2 separate regions of the Homo sapiens genome follow, and region 1 is linked to region 2. A link is an interaction called in ENCODE POLR2A ChIA-PET data of the cell type or tissue named here. Cell type or tissue: OCI-LY7. All regions are shown on one strand. Each heading gives the region's core, and the rest is flanking DNA. Links, peaks and the distances in the headings are about the cores only. Region 1 has its middle 17 kb from the start of LNCPRESS1. Region 2 has its middle 9.2 kb from the start of CLDN15.

Region 1 (5,366 bases), core at 131-5,130, 54 kb before region 2:
AAAATAGACCTCTAGATCGCCCAGAACTGGAGGTCAGGCCCACCAGTGTGACCAGGTCAGAGGGCTTTGACTTTGAGGGGAAGGGGAGCACGTGAGAAAAAGGCCTAGGGGCAGGGACTGCCAAGGTCATGGCCGAGAGAGGCCACATATGTGTGAGCTGAAGGGACACGAAGGATGTGTCTGGAGAGGCACACGGGGAGGGTGTCCTTCGGGAAGCCTGGCGTGGTGTTGTCACCACCAGGTTTGGAAGAGTGCGGGAGATGGCTAGGCAGCGGCTCCTCACCAGGACCTGCCTCCACCTTAGTCCCCTCTCGGGCCACTTGTCTGTCACTTCTGCTCTTTTTTCTTTTTCTTTTCTTTTTCTTTCTTTCTTTTTTTCTTTTTTTTTTTTTGAGACATGGATCTGGCTATGTTGTCCATGCTGGTCTCAAACTCCTGGCCTCACAACATCTTCCCCACTCGGCCTCCCAAAGTGCTGAGACTACAAGCATGAGCCACCATGCCTGGTCTCTTTTCTTTCTTTCTTTCTTTCTTTTTTTTGGGGGGCGGGGGTTGGGGGGGGAGTTTCGCTCTTGTTGCCCAAGCTGAAGTGCAATGGGGCAATCGGCTCACCACAACCTCTGCCTCCTGGGTTCAAGTGGTTCTCCTGCCTCAGCCTCCGGAATAGCTGGGATTACAGGCATGTGCCACCATGCCCGGCTAATTTTGTACTTTTAGTAGAGACTGGGTTTCTCCATGTTGGTCAGGCTGGTCTCGAACTCCTGATCTCAGGTGATCTGCCCGCCTCGACCTCCCAAAGTGCTGGGATTACAGGCCTGAGCCACCGCGCCCAGCCAAATTTTTTTTTTTTTTTTGAGCAGTCTTGCTCTGTTGCCCAGGCTGGAGTGCAATGGCGCGATCTCGGCTCACTGCAACCTCTGCCTCCCGGGTTCAAGCAATTCTTCTGCCTTAGCCTCTAAATAGCTGGGATTATAGGCGCGCGCCACCAAGCCTGACTCATTTTTGTATTTTTAGTAGAGAGATGGGATTTCATCATGTTGTTCAGGCTGGTCTCAAACTCCTGACCTCGTGATGCACCCGCCTCGGCCTCCCAAGGTGCTGAGATTACAGGCGTGAGCCACCGCACCTGGCCTCTTTTCTTTTTTTTTTTTTTCTTTATTTTATTCTTTATTTTATTTATTTATTTTGAGACGAAGTCTCGCTCTGTCGCGCAGGCTGGAGTGCAGTGGCGCCATCTCGGCTCACTGCAAGCTCTGCCTCCCGGGTTCACGCCATTCTCCTGCCTCAGCCTCCCAAGTAGCTGGGACTACAGGCGCCCGCCCCGACGCCCAGCTAAATTTTTTTCTATTTTTATTAGAGACAGGGTTTCACTGTGTTAGCCAGGATGGTCTCGATTTGCTGACCTCGTGATCCATCCGCCTCATCCTCCCAAAGTGCTGGGATTACAGGCGTGAGCCACCGCACCCGGCCTTTCTTTTTTTTTAAATCATAATACATTTTTTGTCTTATCAACAAAAGTCAGGCATGAAATAGAACATTTTGAAATACATATAAAGAAAGTGAAAAAAATTAGTCACATATTCTTGAAAGAATTTCTGGTAACGTTTCAGTGTCTTTCTAGCATTTTTTTCTAAGTATACATACATGGAGATTTTCCCCATTAATCAGAATTTTTTTTTTTTTTTTTTTTTTTTTTTTTTTTTTGAGATGGAGTCTATGGAGAGGCTGGAGTGCAATGGTGCGATCTCAGGTCACTGCAACCTCTGCCTCCCGGGTTCGAGCAATTCTCCTGCCTCAGCCTCTAGAGTAGCTGGGATTACAGGCGCCCGCCACCACACCCGGCTAATTTTTGTATTTTTAGTAGAGACGGGGTTTCACCATATTGGCCAGGCTGCTCTCGAACTCTTGACATCAAATGATCCGCCCGCCACGGACTCCCAAAGTGCTGGGATTACAGGCGTGAGCCACCGCACCCGGCCTAAAACAGATTTTTCTTTTTCTTTTTTTTTGAGACGGAGTCTCGCTCTGTCGCCCAGGCTGCAGTGCAGTGGCGCAGTCTCGGCTCGCTGCAAACTCTGCCTCCCGGGTACACGCCATTCTCCTGCCTCAGCCTCCCGAGTAGCTGGGACTACAGGCGCCCGCCACCACGCCCGGCTAATTTTTTGTATTTTTAGTAAAAACGGGGTTTCACCGTGTTAGCCAGGATGGTCTCGATCTCCTGACCTTGTGATCCGCCCGCCTCGGCCTCCCAAAGTGCTGGGATTTCAGGCATGAGCCACCGCGCCCAGCAATCAGATCTTTCTTAAAAAGAAGTGGGAAATCTCGTGGGGTTCACAACGTAGATGCAGCCCCTGGCCTATACCTTGGGGTTTTCAGGATGAGAACCTGGAGGAGGTCTCTAGCCTTTCTCTTCAGCGGCAATACCGCTCTCGACCACAAGAGGGGGATGTGTGCTTAAGAACGTTGGCCCCAAAGCTGGAAACCGCAGCTCTGGCACCTGGTGCTGGCAGCTCCCACTCGGATCACCCTTAGTCGCTCCTAGCTTTCCTGCTCACTGCTCAGTGCGCCTCTTGGAAACCTTGGTTCATGAGGGAAAAAAGACAGAACTCACATGCTCACTCTTGCATCGTTCTGCCCGAATTTGGCAAATCTCTGGACAGCTCTGCCCTTGTGTTGCAGCCTCCAGCTTCACAGGCCATCGCCCCCAGCCTCACACTCTTCACCAATATCCCATCATTGCCCAGGACCCATAAGGCCTGTCGGGCCCAGGATGCCCTGGTCCAGCTTCCAGCCTCCTTCCCTGCCGCCTGCCACCCCACAGCCTCTGTTTTTGGACAGCAGTGGGCTTATGTCAGCTGCGATTACGATCACTCACCTCTGCCACCCACAGACCTTCCTGCGTACAGCTTTTTCTTTTGTTTTTTTGTTTTGTTTTTGTTTTGAGATGGAGTCTTGCTCTGTTGCCCAGGCTGGAGTGCAATGGTGTAATCTCGCCTCACTGCAACCTCTGCCTCCTGGGTTCAAGCGATTCTCGTGCCTCAGCCAAGTAGCTGGGATTACAGGCACCCACCACCATGCCTGGCTGATTGTTTTTTTGTTTGTTTGTTTGTTTTGGAGACAGATTCTCGCCCTGTCGCCAGGCTGGAGTGCAGTGCAGTGGTGCGATCTCAGCTCACTGCAACCTCCGCCTCCCAGGTTCAAGCGATTCTCCTGCCTCAGCTTCCCGAGTATTTGGGACTACAGGCATGCGCCACCATGCCCAACTAATTTTTGTATTTTTAGTAGAGATGGGGTTTCACCACCTTGGCCAGGCTGGTCGCGAACTCCTGACCTCAGGTGATACACCAGCCTCCACCTCCCAAAGTGCTGGGATTACAGGCGTGAGCCGTCGCGCCCGGCCAGAATTTGGCGAACCTTTGGACAGCTCTCCCCTTGTGTTGCAGCCTCGGGCTTCACGGGTCATCACCCCCAGCTTCACACCCTTCACCGGTTTCCCATCATTGCCTAGGACCCAGTCTGAACTCCTTATAAGGCCTGTTGGGCCCCGGATGCCCTGGTCTCGCTTCCGGCCTTTTTCCTTGCCACCCGCCACCCCACATACTGTTACCAGACAGCACTGGGCTCATGTCAGCTGCGTTTGCGATCACTCAGCTCTGCCACCAGCAGACCCTCCTGCATGCACCTTTCCAGAAGGCTCTTCCCAGCATTTTCTTTCTTTCTTTCTTTCTCTTTCTTTCTTTCTTTCTTTCTTTCTTTCTTTCTTTCTTTCTTTCTTTCTTTCTTCCTTCCTTCCTTCCTTCCTTCCTTCCTTCCTTCCTTTCTTCCTTCCTTCCTTCTTTCCTTTTTTCTTTTCTTTTCTTTTCTCTTAAAAAAAATGGAGTCTCACTCTGTGGCCCAGGCTGAAGGGCAGAGTGGCACAATCTCTGCTCACTGCAACCTCTGCCTCCCAGGTTCAAGCGATTCTCCTGCCTCAGCCTCCTGAGTAGCTGGTACTACAGGTGTGCGCCACCACACCCAGCTAATTTTTGTATTTTTAGTGAAGACGGGGTTTCACCATGTTGGCCAGGATTGTCTCGATCTCGATCTCATGATCTGCCCGCCTCGGCCTTCCAAAGTGCTGGGATTACAGGCATGAGCCACCCCACCTGGCCTTCCCAGCCTTTCATAAGGAGTTATCTCTTCCCAGAAGTCTCCCTCCACGCTGCGAGTCTGTGTTATGTCATTCTCTGAGCTTCCATGGGGCCCAATGAGCCCCTGTCACACCACTTAGCGTGCTGGAGTGCCTGCCTGCCTTCTCAGATGGAAGCCCCATGAGGGTAAGCACGTGTCAGCCTCACGCATGCATATCCCCAGCACCTCGACGCTGTGCTTGGCACCCCATAGGGCTCAGTAAGGATTTTACTAAATATGGCCAGGTACAGTGGCTCACACCTGTAATCTCAGCACTTTGGGAGGCCATGGTGGGAGGATCGCTTGAGGCCAGAAGTTTGAGACCAGCCTGGGCAACATAGTGAGACCCCATCTCTTCAAAATATTAAAAACTTAGCTAAGTGTGGTGGCGTGGCCTGTAGTCCTAGCTACTCAGGAGGCCAAGGGTGGGACAGTCGCTTGAACCCAGGAGCTCAAGGGTGCAGTGAGCTATGATTGTGCCACTGTACTCCAGCCAGGCTGACAGAACGAGATCCTGTTGCTGCAAAAAACTGACTAAATGTGTGAATGAAGGAATGAATGTGTTCACTGTTCCCTGAGGAGGGTCTGCAAAAGCCAGTACATGTCCTTCCACCCCCTTTCCTCCCTGTTCACTGGGTGCCTCTCATTGTCTCCCAAGCCTCTGCAGACACATCCCAGGGAACAGTGCTGCTGAAGGACTAGTTCTGTTCCTTGTGATGGTGGAAAGAAATGGGATTTGGGCCAGGCACGGTGGCACACACCTGTAATCCTAACACTTTAGGAGGCTGAGGCAGGAGGATTGCTTGAGGCCAGGAGTTTGAGGCCAGCCTGGGAAACATAGTAAGACCCCCATCTCTACAAAAAACAAAGATTAGCCAGGTGTGGTGGTGCATGCCTGTAATCCCAGCTGCTCGGGAAGCTGAGGCAGGAGGATAGCTTGAACCCAGAAGGTTGAAGCTGCAGTGAGCCGTGATCACGCCAGTGCACTCCAGCCTGGGTGACAGAGTGAGACCCTGTCTCTAAAAAATTAAAAAAAAAAAAGAGGCCAGGCACAGTGGCTCATGCCTGTAATCCCAGCACTTTGGGAGGCCGAAGCGGGTGGATCATGAGGGTCAGGAGTTTGAGACCAGCCTGGACAATATGGTGAAACCCGTCTCTACTAAAAATACAAAAATTAGCCAGGCTTGGTGGCACAC
Region 2 (5,366 bases), core at 176-5,175:
CTGTGAACCACTGCACTCCAGCCTGGGCGACAGAGGGAGATCCTGTCTCAAAAAAAAAAAGAGAGAAAACAAAAGGACAATGAGGCCGCTAGGAAGAAGCCTGGTATCCAGCAAAGTGGGCAATGGAGCCCCATCCCAGCACTATCCTCTGCAGTGCGAACAAGTGGCCAGTCCCTTGGGGAGCCCTGGATTCTGACCACAGCCCCTCCCCTTTCTCCTTCATCTCATTCGCCCTCACCAACCCTCCCCTGGAATGGAGAGATCTGCATTGGCATTCCACCTGTGCCTCTCCCCTGCGCTTCAGAAGTACATGTATGTTCCTACCATGTGGGCTCCAGACACATCGAATTCATCACTTTCCGCAGAGCTGCAGTCCCCATCACCCCTGTCACCAGCATGGCTGACATCTCTGTCTGCAGATGGACAACCTCTCCCTCCCCTCTGCTCCACCACTTCCTCTCCTCCGTTCATTGCCAAATCCTCCAGACTCTCCCTCTATGGTGTTTTTCACACCCATCTACTTCTCTCTCTTCTCCACTGCTGGTCCTGGGGCAGGCCCTCATACTCTCCTGCCCCCCCACAACTACAGGGTTCCCCCAACTGGGCGTCTCAAGCACGGTCTTCCTAATGCACTCCTGGAGAACCACCGACCGCCCTGCCTTGGCAGCTCCTGGCCCCGCCAGAAGAAAGCCCCAGACAGTTATGAACTTGACATGCTGCCTGGGCCTGGCCCACCTCTCCATCCCCATTGCTCCCTTTCCTCCGGATAAACCGTGCTCCACCATCACACCAGGCTGCTTCCTGGGCCCTGGACACACCTTCACCTTGGGGCTGGGATCCTTGGGATCCTTTTGGCTGGGCTCCAGCCAGAAACACTGGTGCTTTTTTTTTTTTTTTTTTTTTTTTTTTTGAGACAGAGTCTTGCTCTGTCACCCAGGCTGGAGTGCAGTGGTGCGATGTTGGCTCACTGCAACCTCGGCCTCCCAGGTTCAAGAGATTCTCCTGCCTCAGCCTCCCAAGTAGCTGGGACTACAGGCGTGCGCCACCATGCCCAGCTAATTTTTTTGTATTTTTAGTAGAGACAGGGTTTCACCATGTTGGCCAGGCTGGTCTCAAACTCCTGACCTCAGGTAATCCGCCTGCCTCAGCCTCCCAAAGTGCTGGAATTACAAGTGTGAGCCGCTGCGCCTGGCCAGATGCCCTGGTGCCTTTTGAGCTGCTCCCTACATAAAGGGTCCTGTGGCCAACAAGTCTGTGACCAACTGCAATCCTCTCCTTCCACACCGTCTTCTGTCTTTTACAGGCCAGGCTCAGTAGAAGTGTCTTTTACAGGCCAGGCTCAGTGGATCATGGCCATAATCCCAGCACTTTGGGAGGCCAAGGCAGGAGAATCCCTTAAGCCCAGGAATTCAAGACCAACCTGGGCAACGTAGCGAGACCCCATCTCTACTAAAAAAATAAAAATTAGGGCCAGGAGCAGTGGCTCACACCTGTAATCCCAGCACTTTGGGAGACTAAGGTGGGCGGATCACCTGAGGTCAGGAGTTCAAGAGCAGCCTGGCCAACATGGCAAAACCCCAACTCTACTAAAAATACAAAAATTAGCCAGGAGTGGTGGCACACACCTATAATCCCAGCTACTCAGGAGGCTGAGGCAGGAAAATTGCTTGAACTTGGGAAATGGATATTGCAGTGAGCTGAGATTGTGCCACTGCACTCCAGCCTGGGCGACAGAGCGAGACTCCGTCTTGAAAAACAAACAAAAAGTGTCTTACAATCCTGAAAGGCCATGAGAGTGCTCCCTATAGTGAAGGAAGACAAAAGTCAATTACAACTGCTGACACCTCCAGGCACTTCCAAAAGTCTTCAGTGTGCCACCCCCACATGTCTACCTCCTTTTCCCAACACCAGCCTGCCTCTTCTCACTTCTTCCCCCTTCAGGAAAAACAACCTGTGCCCAGTTTTACAACTCGGCATTTAAGTGTGTGCCTTAATATGGTCACCAGGTTGAGTTTTGATTTCTTCCCGGGTGGACATGTGACTACAAAGGGTTATGGAGACATTTGCCCTTTTTCAGAACACATACTGAGCTGCTTCCCTGCTAGAAGCTGGAGTGGGCCTGTGCCCTCAAAGAACCCACAGCCTAGGAGCAAACACAAATGTAAACCACTGGCCGGGCGCAGAGGCTCACACCTGTAATCCCAGCACTTTGGGAGGCCGGGGTTGGCGGATCACCTGAGGTCAGGAGTTCGAGACCAGCCTGGCCAACATAATGAAACTCCATCTCTAATAAAAATACAAAATTATTAGCCAGGCGAGGTGGCGGGTGCCTGTTATCCCAGCTACTTAGGAGGCTGCAGCAGGAGAATCGCTTGAACAACCAGGGAGGCAGAGGTTGCAGTGAGCTGAGATCGTGCCACTGCACTCCAGCTTGGGTGACAGAGTGAGACCCTGTCTCAAAAAAATTAAAAGAAAAAATAAAAAACATCCAAAAACTAGCGGGGCATGGTGGTGGGCACCTGTAATTCTAACTACTCAGGAGGCTGAGGCACGAGAATCACTTGAACCTGGGAGGTGGAGGTTGCAGTGAGCCAAGATCATGCCACTGCACTCCAGCCTGAGCGACAGAGTGACACTCTGTCTCAAAAAAAGAAATGTAAATGCAAACTGCTGGCTACCTGACAATTGGGCCAGGTGCTGGGTTTAGTCCCCAGGGAGCTGGCTGTGAAAAACTCAACAACATGCTTTAGGTCTTGGCAGTATCATCAAGCGCTCTCATTTGCTGCGTACTCACTAGAAGTCAGGTCTCGGGCTAGGTGTATTGAATTCTTGCAATAGCTGCAGCATGGCTCCAACAGCATCAGAGAGGTGAAGTGACCTGTCCGAGCTACACCACTAGTTAGTACTCAGACCAGGATTTCTCCAAGACTGAAGACACAATTGCCCTGCTTCCCAGAATTCTTGGCTCTCCTAACTCACATCAATTAAAATCAAGATCTTTTTTTTGTTTTGTTTTGAGACAGGGTCTTGCTCTGTTGCCCAGGTTGGACTGCAGTAAAGTGATTGCTGCCCACCACAGCCTCAACCTCCCAGGCCCAAGCCATCCTTCCCTGAGTAGCTGGGACTAAAGGTGTGCGCCACCATACCTGGCTAATTTTTAATTTTTTTTTTTTTTTTTTTTTTGAGACGGAGTCTTGATCTGTCGCACAGGCTGGAGTGCAGTGGCGCAATCTCGGCTCACTGCAAGCTCCGCCTCCCGGGTTCACGCCATTCTCCTGCCTCAGCCTCCCGAGTAGCTGGGACTACAGGTGCCCGCCACCAGGCCGGCTAATTTTTTGTATTTTTAGTAGAGACGGAGTTTCACCGTGTTAGCCAGGATGGTCTCGATCTCCTGACCTCGTGATCTGCCTGCCTCGGCCTCCCAAAGTGCTGAGATTACAGGCATGAGTCACCGTGCCCGGCCAATTTTTAAATTTTTTGTAGAGATGGGGTCTCCCTGTGTTGCCCAAGCTGGTCTCAAACTACTAGGATCAAGAGACCCTCCTGCCTCAGCCTCCCAAAGCGTTGGGATTACAGGCCTGAGCCACAGCACCCAGCCTCATTGAAGTTTTTAGGAGTAACCACCCGTGTCCACACTTCCAAACCCTGGCACCAACCTCTTCCTCCTCTGTGCTCCCAGGAAAGGGGGGTGCTGCCCTTATCACATGACACTAGGTTTACCTTCTAGAACCTTAGAGCAGAGTATACATTTCCCAAAGACCAGGTGTCTCCCAAGGTAGGAAAAAATCTCCCTAGCATGAAGGAAGCTGGCAAAATTGTTTCAGGCTGTCCTTGGGGAATTATGGTTTTCTTTCTTTTTTCTTTTTTTTTTTGAGACTGAGTCTTGCTCTGTCACCCAGGCTGGAGTGCAATGGCGTGATCTCAGCTCACTGCAACCTCTGCCTCCTGGGTTCCAGCAATTCTCCTGCCTCAGCCTCCCAAATAGCTGGGATTACAGGCGTGTGCCACCACACCTAGCTGATTTTTGTAATTTTAGTATAGACTGGGTTTCACCATGTTGGCCAGGCTGGTCTCGAACTCCTGACCTCAAGTGATCCGCCTGCTTCGGGCTCCCAAAGTGTTGGGATTACAGGCGTGAGCCACCTGCCTGGCCGAATTATGGTTTTTCAATGGGGGTCCAAAGTCCCTGGACTCAGCTTCCTAGAGAATGTCATGGATGGCATCAGAGAGCAACCAGAGGCCTTCAGGGTCCAGCCCTGTCCTCTCAAGGTCATTTTGGAAGGCGGAGTACGTCACTGGGGAGAGAAATCTTACATTGAACAGAACCAGTGTGCCTCTTTTTATAACCACAAAATATGAAACAGTCAGCTAAGTTAGGAAAGAATCCAAAGAGATTGTGCTGACAGTGCAAGCTGGACGGGAATCCCAGCCTAGGATGCCACGGAGAAGCACAGATGGTGTTGTTCAGCCCCGAAATAGTCTTTTCTTTTCTTTTTGGAGACGGAGTCTCACTCTGTTGCCCAGGCTGGAATGCAATGGCGCGATCTCAGCTCACTGCAACCTCTGCCTCCCGGGTTCAAGCGATTCTCCTGCCTCAGCCTCCTGAGTAGCTGGGATTACAGGCACATGCCACCATGCCTGGCTAATTTTGTTTTTTTTGTTTTTTTTTTTTGAGATGGAGTCTTACTCTGTTGCCCAGGCTGGAGTGCAATGGTGAGATCTCAGCTCACTGCAACCTCCACCTCCCGGGTTCAAGCGATTCTCTTGCCTCAGCCTCCCAGGTAGCTGGGATTACAGGTGCCCACCACCACGCCCGGCTAATTTTTGTACTTTCAATAGAGATGGGGTTTCACCATGTTGGCCAGGCTGGTCTCAAACTCCCGACCTCAGGTGATCCACCTGCCTTGGCCTCCCAAAGTGTTAGGATTACAGGCGTGAGCCACTGCACCCGGCCTTTTTTTTTTTCTTAGCCGGGGTCTCATTCTGTTGCCCAAGCTGGAGTGCAATGACGTGATCTCGGCTCACTGCAACCTCCGCCTCCCAGGTTCAAGCGATTCTGCTGCCTCAGCCTCCAGAGTAGCTGGGACTACACGCACACGCCACCATGCCCAGCTAATTTTTGTATTTTTAGTAGAGACAGGGTTTCACCATGTTGGCCAGGCTGGTCTCAAACTCCTGACCTCAAGTGATCTGCCCACCTCAGCCTCCCAAAGTGCTGGGATTACAGGCGTGAGCCACCTTGCCTGGCCGTAACACTCCACTTTTTAATGGGAGGACAAAGATTTTTGAGCCATCTTGAAAAACCACCTCACCTGGATTGTCTCTGAATCCTGACATCAGCCCCCCAACATGAAGCTGACACCAAA

Evidence for each region. ChIA-PET counts read pairs that join two places held together with the same protein. Peaks named below come from ENCODE experiments on the same cell type or tissue, not always from the same donor. Only the 100,000 strongest peaks of a DNase experiment are listed, where the experiment ranks them.
Region 1: POLR2A ChIA-PET joins it to region 2 with 6 read pairs; 11 of 35 experiments call an interaction of 5 or more read pairs at or near these places.

The regions. Positions count from the first base shown.
Region 1 is chr7:101,280,241-101,285,606 of GRCh38, reverse strand. No RefSeq gene overlaps it. Among named protein-coding and RNA genes, the nearest start is that of LNCPRESS1, 17 kb to the left of the region's middle. In OCI-LY7, for the core only: a CTCF peak has its summit at 2,434 (motif pointing right); a DNase peak (open chromatin) is centred at 2,456.
Region 2 is chr7:101,225,906-101,231,271 of GRCh38, reverse strand. No RefSeq gene overlaps it. Among named protein-coding and RNA genes, the nearest start is that of CLDN15, 9.2 kb to the left of the region's middle. RefSeq lists a silencer at 4,043-4,219. In OCI-LY7, for the core only: no CTCF peak of the experiment used is centred there; a DNase peak (open chromatin) is centred at 2,721; H3K27ac peaks cover 564 bases.